Regions from separate parts of the Homo sapiens genome. Here region 2 is linked to region 1. A link is an interaction called in ENCODE POLR2A ChIA-PET data of the cell type or tissue named here. Cell type or tissue: PC-3. All regions are shown on one strand. Links, peaks and the distances in the headings refer to the core of each region. The heading gives the core; the rest is flanking DNA. Region 1 holds the start of ZER1 (zyg-11 related cell cycle regulator). Region 2 overlaps PTPA (protein phosphatase 2 phosphatase activator).

Evidence for each region. ChIA-PET counts read pairs that join two places held together with the same protein. Peaks named below come from ENCODE experiments on the same cell type or tissue, not always from the same donor. Only the 100,000 strongest peaks of a DNase experiment are listed, where the experiment ranks them.
Region 2: POLR2A ChIA-PET joins it to region 1 with 11 read pairs; 2 of 35 experiments call an interaction of 5 or more read pairs at or near these places.

Annotation. Positions count from the first base shown.
Region 1 is chr9:128,770,824-128,776,190 of GRCh38, forward strand. ZER1 (zyg-11 related cell cycle regulator) reads right to left here and starts at 1,104. Exons shown (of 16, transcript NM_006336.4): 1 at 758-1,104. LOC124902282 (a long non-coding RNA gene) reads left to right here and starts at 511. Exons shown (of 2, transcript XR_007061804.1): 1 at 511-725. RefSeq lists enhancers at 691-740, 1,469-2,195 and a silencer at 931-1,400. In PC-3, for the core only: no CTCF peak of the experiment used is centred there; no DNase peak of the experiment used is centred there; H3K4me3 peaks cover 1,708 bases; H3K27ac peaks cover 1,255 bases.
Region 2 is chr9:129,123,499-129,128,865 of GRCh38, forward strand. The region is part of intron 3 of PTPA (protein phosphatase 2 phosphatase activator); the gene reads left to right. Among named protein-coding and RNA genes, the nearest start is that of PTPA, 15 kb to the left of the region's middle. RefSeq lists an enhancer at 3,348-4,270. In PC-3, for the core only: no CTCF peak of the experiment used is centred there; a DNase peak (open chromatin) is centred at 2,173; H3K27ac peaks cover 829 bases.

The DNA of each region.
Region 1 (5,367 bases), core at 169-5,168:
ATGGAAGGATTTTCCCAAGACATCAGACATTCCATTCCCCTCCCCCTTAAAAATCAAATGCACTAGCTGAGCGCGGTGGCTCATGCCTGTATTTCCAGCACTTTTGGAGGCTGGAGCGGGCGGATCACTTGAGCCCAGGAGTTCGAGACCAGCTTGGGTAACATAGTGAGACCCCATCTCTATTTAAAGAAAAACAAAACAAAACAAAACGAATGGACTGACAAACACAGGCAAAGACTGGAAATCTTGGGCTCTTTCGGTCAAAGAGCAGCCAAGACAAGTTCCACCCAGAGAGCTATAGTGGCCAGCACAGTCAGTTTCACTATCAACTCACCTGTCGGGCTCCCTTGGCCCTCCGGTTGCAACCTCACCCTGTTGGATTTCCCTATACTTTGTGTCATCCCTTTTGGGAGCTGATCCAGAATCCAAGTCGTCCTTGAGCTTCTAAGCACTTCTCTGGGGGAACTTAAGCTCATCCAACAGGTAGGAGGGGCAGAGGGTGGCCCTTTCAGCCCTACACCGATCCCCCATCTTGTAGGGGCAAACGACAGAGCGTCATTTTCTTTCTGGAGGAAGGGAGCTCAGTTTTAAAGACACGATTCTCAGACCTGGCGGCAGGGATAGAGAAAGGAACCCTCCCACCACTGGCGGAGATGGACCTCAGAGAGTGGTTGCAGCGGCGATGCTTAGGCCCCGTAGGCAGGAGGCGAAGGAGGAGGACGCAGGTACGTCCCTTGGCCCGGGGTCCGGGACCTACCCTGGACGGGGCTGCCCTCAGCGTCGGGAAGCGGACGTGATGCTTCGCAGGCGAGGAGGAGCAGAGAATGCAGCCCGGGAGAATCCGGGGCCAGAGCACCTCAGGAGGTTGGGGATCTCGTCAGGCTAGAGCCGGGGTCCAGGGGAGACGGGGGTCGGCGGGGCGGAGCTTGGGATCCCGGGGACGGGAGCTCCGGGAGGGAGGGGGTCGCGACGGGGACCCCGTGGCGGTTACCTTGCCCTTAGGGCTGCCGGCGGGGCTGAGGCTCCTGGGCCCGGCCCCTCCCCCGATCCGGCTCCTACGGCTCGGAGCCTGCAGCCGCCGCCGCCTCCGCTGTCAACAAACCCGGGGCGCGTCACTTCCGGGGCCGCCCCTTAGCAACAGCGATCGGGTTCCCCCGACCCGTCCCGCGGCTAACGCGGGCGGCGGCGGCAGAAGGTTCCGGGGACCGGCGGGCGGCTCCTTTCCCCGGGCCCGGCACGTTACGCCGGTGGAGGAAGCCGCGGGATGCCCCCCCCAGGCCACCCGAGAGAACGCGTCATTCAGGGCTCTCCCTGGCCTCCGAGGGGCCTGTTCGTGGGACCCTAGGATCGGTGCCCGCCCTGGCGCTGCGGTTCACCTGAGCCCAACACTGCTGAATAGCAGGACTGACTCTGGGCGCCAGCCCCCTCCATCCAGCGCCCTGTTGAACATGTCTTGCGTTCTCCACGGGTGGCTCACACTCGCGTGTCAACCCGCAGTCATCACCGTCCCCCAAAAGGTGCTCCTAACCTCCATCTAGGGCATGCGCCACCAGGCAACCGAGCTTCCAAATGGGAAATTGGGCGGCGACCTCGGCCCCTACATTTTCCTGGGCCCCTCGTCCAGTCTCCAAGTCCTAAGGATCCTGTCAAACCAGTTCCTTCTGGCCGAGCGCAGTGGCTCACGCCTGTAATCCCAGCACTTTGGGAGGCCGAGGCACGCGGATCACCTGAGGTCAAGAGTTCGAGACCAGCCTGGCCAACATGGTGAAACGCCGTCTTTACTAAAAATACAAAAATTAGCCGAGCGTGGTGGTGCGCGCCTCTAATCCCAGCTACTCAGGAGACTGAAGCAGGAGAATCGTTTGAACCCAGGAGGCAGAGCTTGCAGTAAGCTGAGATCGCACCACTGCACTCCAGCCTGGGCGACAGAGGAAGACTCCATCTCAAAACACCATCATTTCTTCTCTGGATTTCTCTTTTTTTTTTTTTTTTTTGAGAGACGGAGTTTCTCTCTCTTGTTGCCCAGGCTGGCGGGCAATGGCCCTCAGCTCACTGCAGACTCCCCGGGTTCAAGCAATTCTCCTGCCTCAGCCTCCAAGTAGCTGGGATTACAGGCGCCTACTATCACGTCTGGCTAATTTTTGTATTTTTAGTAGAGATGGGGTTTCGCCATGTTGGGCAGGCTGGTCTCAAACTCTTGACCTCAGGTGATGCGCCCACCTCAGCCTCCCAAAGTGCTGGGATTACAGGCGTGAGCTACCACACCCTAGCTAGATGCTCCTTTCTTGAGGAACCCTTTCTTGACAGGTGCCTCAGTTCCATTCCAAGAACTAATTTTGTGGATTTCTTTTTTCTTGCATAGCACCTTTTAATCTTTGACCAGCTACAACTATGTTCGTACAGTCTTGAATCCTTAAAAAAGCTGTTGGGCTTGGCACAGTGACTCACAACCTATAATCTCAGCAGATGGGGTTGTCGAGGCTGAGGCTTGAGCCCAGGAGTTGGAGATCAGCCTGGGCAACATAGGGAGACCCCATTTCTACAAAAATTAGCAGGGCATGGTGGTGCGCATCTGTAGTCCCAGCTACTCGGGAGGCTGAAGTTGGAGGATTGCTTGAGCCCAGGAGGTGGGGAGGTACGGTTTTATGCTCCTTAAGATGGACATCATCAGAGAGACAATAACAAATGTTGACGAGGATATGGCTAGATGGGAACTCTCATATTAATACATTGCTTGGGCCAGGCGTCGTGGCTCAAGCCTGTTATATCAGCACTTTGGAAGGCCAAGGCAGGCAGATCACGAGGTCAAGAGTTTGAGACCAGCCTGGCCAACATGGTGAAACCCCGTCTCTACTAAAAATACAAAAATTAGCTGGGCATAGTGGCGCACGCCTGTAATCCCAGCTACTTGGGAACTTGGGAGACTGAGGTAGGAGAATCGCTTGAACCTGGGAGGCAGAGTTTGCAGTGAGCCAAGATTGTGCCATTGCACTCCAGCCAGGGCAACAGGAGTGAAACTCTGTTTCACAAGAAAAAAAAAAAAAGCCCGGTTTGGTGGCTCACGCCTGTAATCCCAGCACTTTGGGAGGCTGAGGTGGCCTGATTGCCTGAGCTCAGCAGTTCGAGAACAGCCTGGGCAACACGGTGAAACCCTGTCTTTACTAAAATAAAAAATTTTAAAAAATTATCCAGGTGTGGCAGCATGTGCCTATAGTCCCAGCCACTCTGGAGGCTGAGGCAGGAGAATTGCTTAAACCCTGGGGGCGGAGGTTGCAGTGAACGGAGATCACGCCGCTGCACGCCAGCCTGGGCAACACTGTGAGACTCTGTCTCAAACAAAAGAAAAAGAAAGAAAACAGAAAACAAATAGGAAATAAGAAACAAATAACAGGCCAGGCGCGGTGGCTCATGCCTGTAGTCCCAGCACTTTGGGAGGCCGAGGCGGGCAGATCACGAGGTCAGGAGACCGAGACCATCCTGGCTAACATGGTGAAACCCGGTCTCTACTAAAAATACAAAAAAATTAGCCGGGTGTGGTGGCAGGCGCCTGTAGTCCCAGCTACTCGGGAGGCTGAGGCAGGAGAATGGTGTGAACCTGGGAGGCGGAGCTTGCAGGGAGCCGAGATGGCGCCACTACACTCCAGCCTGGGCAACAGAGCGAGACTCCGTCTCAAAAAAAAAAAAAAAAAAAAAGAAACAAATAGCAAAATGGGCTTAGATTAAACCAGGAAAATAATCATAGTGAATGTAAGGGTCTAAACACTTTAAGTAAAAGGCAGAGTTTGTCACATTGCATAGAAAAGCAAGCCCCAGGCTCATGCCTGTAATCCCAGCACTTTGGGAGGCTCAGGTGGGCGGATCACTTGAGGCCAGGAGTTTGAGACAAGATGGACAACATAGTGAAACACTGTCTCTACTAAAAATACAAAAAAAAAAAAAAAAAAATTAGCCAGGCGTAGTGGCATTTGCCTGTAGTCCCAGGTACTTGGGAGGCTGAGGCCAGACTGGGTGACAGAGCAAGACTCTGTCTCAAAAAAAAAAAAAGAAAGTAGGAAGGAAGGAAAGAGAGAGAGAGAGAAAGAGGGAAAGAGAGAAAGACAAGAAAGGAAAAAAAGAGAGAGAAAGAAAGAAAGAAGGGAAGGAAGGAAAGAGGGAAAGAGAGAAGGAAAGAAAAAGAAAGAAAGAAAGAAAAAGAAAGAAAGGAGGAGAAGAAGAAGAAGAGAGAGAGGGAAGGAGGGAGGAAGGAAGGAAGGGAAAGAAGGAAGGAGAGAGAGAGGAAAAGAGAGAAAGAAAAGAAGAAGGAAGAGAGAGAGAAAGAAAAAAGAGAGAGAGAGAAAGAAAGAAAAAAGAAAAGAGCGAGCTGGGCAGAGCAGCTCACACTTGTAATCCCAGCACTTTGGGAGGCTGAGGCGGGCAGATCACCTGAGGTCAGGAGTTCACGACCATCCTGACCAACATGGAGAAAACCCATCTCTACTAAAAATACAAAATTAGCCGGGCGTGGCGGCGCATGCCTGTAATCCCAGCTACTCAGGAGGCTGAGGTAGGAGAATTTCTTGAACCCGGGAAGTGGAGGTTGCAGTGCGCTGAGATGGCATCATTGCATTCCAGCCTGGGCAACAAGAACGAAATTCCATCTCAAAAAAAAAAAAAAATGGCTGGGCACAGTGGCTCATGCCTTCATGCCTGTAATCCCAGCACTTTGGGAGGCCGAGGCTGGTGGATCATGAGGTCAAGAGATCAAGACCATCCCTGGCCAATGTGGTGATACCCTGTCTCTACTAAAAATACAAAAATTAGCTGGGTGTGGTGGTGCATGCCTGTAGTTCTAGCTACTTGGGAGGCTAGGGCAGGAGAATCACTTGAACCCAGAAGGCAGAGTTTGTGGTTAGCCAAGATGGCGCCAATGCACTTCAGCCTGGGCAACATGAGCGAAACTCCATCTCAAAAAAAAAAAAAAAAAGAAAGAAAGAAAGAAAAGAAAGAAAGAAAGAAAGACAAGCTCTCACTTTGGGAGGCTAAAGTGGGAGGGTCACTTGAATCCAGGAGTTTGAGACGAGCAAGGGAAATATAGTGAGATCCTGTCTCTACAAAAAATTTAAAAATTAGTGAGGTATGGTGGCATATGCCTGTAGTCCCAGCTACTCAGGAGGATCTCTTGAACCCAGAGGGTTGAGGCTTTAGTAAGTCATGATGGTGCACTGCACTCCAGCCTGGGTGACAGAAGGAGACCCTGCCTCTAAAATTTTTACTTTTAAAAAAGCAAGCCCCAACAAAATGCTGCCTATAATAAGCCCACTTTAAATGTAAAGACAGAAATAGGTTCAAAGTAAGAGGCTGAAAAAAGATATAGTTTCGATATAGCAA
Region 2 (5,367 bases), core at 123-5,122, 350 kb after region 1:
GTGGGCTCAGTGCCCACCACGGGGCCAGAGCAGAAAATAAGATCGCCCAAATACATGTGCACTTCACATTTTCATATCTATATTTCTAATTTTTGAAATCTGTGAATAGATGGATATTTATAAAATTGAGATCAAGGTAAATATGCTGTTTTGTAGTTAGTATTTTTGCTAATTGGTTTTTTCTTTCTTTTTTTTTTATTTTGAGACGTAGTTTTGCTCTTGTTGCCCAGGCTGGAGTGCAGTGGCGCGATCTTGGCTCACCAAAACCTCTGCCTCCTGGGTTCAAGCGATTCTCCTGCCTCAGCCTCCTGAGTAGCTGGGATTACAGGCGTGTGCCACCACACCTGGATAATTTTTTATTTTTAGTAGAGACGGGGTTTCTCCATGTTGGTCAGGCTGGTCTCAAACTCCTGACTTGAGGTGATCTGCCTGCCTCGGCCTCCCAAAGTGCTGGGATTACAGGCATGAGCCACTGCGCCTGGCCTGGTGTTTTTATATAACTTGAAATTAAAACAGATTACAAAACAGTAAATGTGCTCACTGGAGAGATCAGTAATAGACATGTGTATGACATTCACAGCAGAGCTGATCTCTCCCTGTGTTTCTCATACCCAGCTTCCAGGGCAGCCCCTCCTGACAGTGGTCACCCAGGAAAGCAAGAGCTTCTCTTCTCCTGCAGTGAGCTGTGCCCTCATTTATTTATCTTATTTTATTTTTTTTTTAAATATAGAGACAGGGTCTCACTATGTTGCCCAGGTTGGTCTTGAACTCCTGGGCTCAAGCAGTCCTCCTGCCTTGGTCTCTCGAAGTGCTGGGGTGACAGATGTGAGCCACCAAGCTTGGCCCCTCATTTATTTAAACAGCCCATCTTCAGACTTTTAGGTTGTCTTGGTAAACATTGCTCCTCGCATATCATTGCATCCCCGCACATAGATCTGTGGGCCTTGTTTCCGAAGGATTCATTCTTAGACGTGGAAATGTGGAGTCAAAGGGCACATGCATTTTTTTTTTGCGTTTGGGTTCACACTGCCTGGTGGGTGCTTTTTGGACGTTGTTTCAGAGATAGTTTTGTTTGTGTAGAGAGGGCAAGAGCTGAGGGGAGGCAGATACTGATTGGCAGGTGTGGCCTTACTGGCTGTTTGCTTTTGCTGGATGCTGTCTCCCAGGGCTAGGACCTAGGCCTCCAGGAGCCTCTTGGGTTCATGTCCCACCTTGAGTCTCTTATCTCAGACACCAGGGCCTGAAGGGCCTCCCTTTACTTTGGCCTACCCAGCTCTCTAGCCACAGCCTTGGACCTGTTGGGTAAGATGTAGCCCTGCCCTGGCCCAGTTTTTCCACCTGCCCCAAGATTAACACTGTGTGCCTCACCCTCATACCCGGCCCCTGGCAGAGCTGCCTATTGCTGGGCCTGTCTGGCTATTAGGTGACCTAGGTCCTGTTCTGTCCACTTCAGGAGAACCAGGCCTGTGCTTCTGGTAGACAGCCTTCCCTTGGGAGCCAGGCCCATTAGTGGCTTTTTGGGTTCCTTTTGGGCTCACTCAGTCCTTTGGGACTGAGGCTCTGGGTGCAGGATGGCTGGGGAAAGAGGGGGTTCCTCCTGGAGCCTGTGGTGAGGGATGCTCAGCTGTGCTCAGTGGGCCAGGAATGTCGTGGAGGAAGGCTAATTAAAGGGGAAGGTTGTAATTACCCCAGCAAATCCTTAGCTGCCAAGTCCCCTAATTGCCCGTGGCTTTGATGGTAGCCATCCACACCAAGCAGGTATTGTCTTTTTTTTTTTTGAGTTTTTCTTGTTACCCAGGCTGGAGTGCAATGGCATGATCTTGGCTCACTGCAGCCTCCACCTCCCAGGCTCAAGCGATTCTCCTGCCTCAGCCTCCCGAGTAGCTGGGATTACAGGCGCCCACCACCACACCCGGCTAATTTTTGTATTTTTAGTAGAGACGGGGTTTCACCATGTTGGGCAGGCTGGTCTCAAACTCCTGACCTCAGGTGCTTTGTCCTCCCAAAGTGCTGGGATTGCAGGCGTGAGCTGCTGCGCCCGGCCCAGGTATTGTCTTAGCTCAAGGGCTGTACTTTGGCAGGATTGCAGTGTGGTTACATGCTTGGGTTCTGGAGTCCAGCTGGCTAGTTTCATAACTTGTGAATCATTTTTGACCCTCTGTTTCCTCATCTGTAGAGTGGTAAGAGTCAGCAGACTAGTCATGGCCCCCTGGGGAAAATTCACTGAGATCCCACGAGTAGTGGTTGTCTTTTGCATAGCGCCTAACACATACTAAATAAATACTTCGATTGTTATTAGCTATTGTTACCATTAGGCATTAGTCAGTTCTAATTTTCAATAGTGTTGTTGCATAGAAAGCTAGCTTTTGGCTGGGCGCGGTGGCTCATGACTGTAATCCTAGCACCTTGGGAGGCCAAGGCGGGTGAATCATGAGGTCAGGAGTTCAAGACCAGCCTGGCCAACATGGTGGAACCCCGTCTCTACTAAAGATACAAAAAGTTAGCTGGGCGTGGCGGCAGGCACCTGTAGTCCCAGCTACTTCGGAGGTGGAGTCAGGAGAATCCTTTGAAACCCGGGAGGCGGAGGTTGCAGTGAGCCAAGATGGTGCCACTGCACTCCAGCCCAGGCGACAGTGCGAGACTTCGTCTCAAAAAGAAAAAAAAAACTAGCTCTTATTTTTTTATTATTTATTTATTTTTATTTTTATTTTTATTTTTGAGATGGAGTCTTGTTCCCCAGGCTGGAGTTCAATGGTACGATCTCGGCTCACCACAACCTCCGCCTCCCGGGTTCAAACGATTCTCCTGCCTCAGCCTCCCGACTAGCATGTGCCACCATGTCCATCTGATTTTGTATTTTTAGTAGAGATGGGGTTTTTCCATGTTGGTCAGGCTGGTCTCGAACTCCCGAACTCAGGTGATCTGCCCGTCTTGGCCTCCGTAAGTGCTGGGATTACAGACGTGAGCCACTGTGCCTGGCCAGCTAGCTCTTATTTTAAATGATGCCTGTCCTCCTCTTATGGGGGTTAACATTTTCGATTTTTGCAAAATAAATGTGATAAGAGATTTATTTTTGTTGTTGTTGTTCTGTTTGCTTTTTTAAAACTTACAAGGGGGCAAAATTCAAAAATGGTCAGTAAAATGTTAGGGAAGATTTTACTGGTCCTTGAAATCCAAAAAGGAAACACTGGCCTAGGGAGAATGGGAGAGCTGGAGTTGTTCTTTGTGCCTCGAAGGTGTTTCAGCCCCAGTTCCCTTTCTTTCAGCCCTTCTCTCCCAACACAGCAAACAATAGAGGCAGCCCCTACAACATTCAAAAAGCCCTCTCCTGAAGAGGAGCTGGGAGCCTTTGAATTATTCATTGGCCCAGCTGAGCTAGCAGCTGGGGCCTGGCTCCTGTGACTCCGTCTTCTCTGTCCCCTTCAGTGCCTCGCCTAAGACTGAGATCCCTGGGGAATCTGGGGCTGACTAGTGCTTCCTGGGGCCAAGATGACTGTGCCATCCATTGTAAGCCCCCGTTTCTGCATGGGTTAGGTCTGGCCTGTGCTTATCAGCCATTCCTGGTTTTTCACAAAGCCAGGCTCTGGCAGCGCTCTCACATTTCAGCAAGGCAGCTTTATGCCATCCTAGCCCTCTGCCTTAGCCAGGTGTAAAGGGAAATTTATCCTCTTACAGGCTACTTTTTCTGTCCTCCCATGCCCCAAGCCTAGATAAAGGGGAGATAAGAGAGAGCAGCACTCAGGGCCGGTTTCACATATGCAGCTGGGGGCATGGCCAGCCTGTTTCATTAGCTTAAGCCTGCCTCTCCCCAGGTACATACATAGCTCTTGGCTGAGTCTTTGCACATGGCAGGCCTGGTCTGCCTTGCCCTCCCAGGCGCAACTTCTCATGTGGGCATCACCCTGCTAGTTCTTACCCAGTGCCAGGATTTCCTGTAAGTTTCTTATGCCGTTTGTTTCCATAGACACAGGCAAGATCCACTTCCTGGCAGGGACTCTTTTCTCAGGACTGAATGGCTGCAGATAGCCTCCGCGTTGTATTTTCCACCGGCCCTGGTGCTGGGCTATTTCTAAAAGCCAACCTGGAAGGAGCACCTTCTAACTGATCTTTGGGTTGGATAGACAGCCACCCGATTTCTTCATTGAGTAACATTTTATGTGCCAATGCTGCCCGCACCTCTGACTCCGATTCTACTTCTTGGTCCCTGTCTTCTGTGGGAAAGGTGTAGGGGGATGGGCTCTCAAACTCTGCCACCCTACAAAGCATTGCACACGATGATCTGGCATTTCCACAAAGATTGAGTTGCAAGCTGATTTACCATAGCATTGTGTATGAAATAGGTAGTGAAACAGGTGGAAATAACCCAAACATTTAACAGTGAGGAATTAAATTAATTATAATGCAGTGGCACGATGAAATGTTATTCACTTAGTAAAAGTTGTCATAAGATTATGTTTATATGTAGATGTGGAATGAGGTTCATGAGGAAAAGGAGCAGGCTGCAAAGCAGAGTGTGTCCTGCGATGAATGCATACCATTACCCCGCGCCGGGCACTGTGCACCTTCGGAGGTATTTATCATCAGCCCCATTTTTTAGACGAAGAAACTGAGAGGCTCAGAGTTAGTCACTTGCTCAAGGTCTCACAGCAGCTAAATGGTGTTTTAGCTGGGGTTTGAATCCAGGCCCACCATGCTAAACCATGTAAAACACTATGAGAAGATAACACAGAAGGGTATGTTAAAATGTTTAGTGTAGGCCAGGCACGGTGGCTCACGCTTGTAATCCCAGAACTTTGGGAGGCCGATGCAGGTGCATCACTTGAGGTCGGGAGTTTGAGACCAGCCTGACTAACATGGAGAAACCCCATCTCTACTAGAAGTACAAAAATTAGCTGGGCGTGGTGGTGTGCGCCTTTAGTCCCAGCTACTTGGGAGGCTGAGGCAGGAGAATCGCTTGAACCTGGGAGGCAAAGGTTGCAGTGAGCCGAGATTGCACCACTGCACTCCAGCCTGGGCAACAAGAGCGAAACTCTGTCTCAAAAAAAAAAAAAAAAAGTTTAGTGTATTTCTGGGTGGCAGGATTACTGGTCATTTTCATTTTCTTCTGTTTATATTTCTATTTTTTATGATGAGTAGGTATTGCATACTGAACAAAAGGCTTCCATAAAGTCTTTTTAAAAAGATGTCAGGGCTGGAGTTAGCTTCTCTATAGCAGCAGCCCATGGGTAGGCTGCCTACAGAAACCAGGTGCTAAAGCCACCCCGTCCCTGTCCCATCAGCCTAGTGTGCTTCCCTCTCTGGAAAGCCTATCATGCTCTCCTGACCCTCCTTCATATTCAGAACAGTGGGGAAGAAAGAGGGATGGGG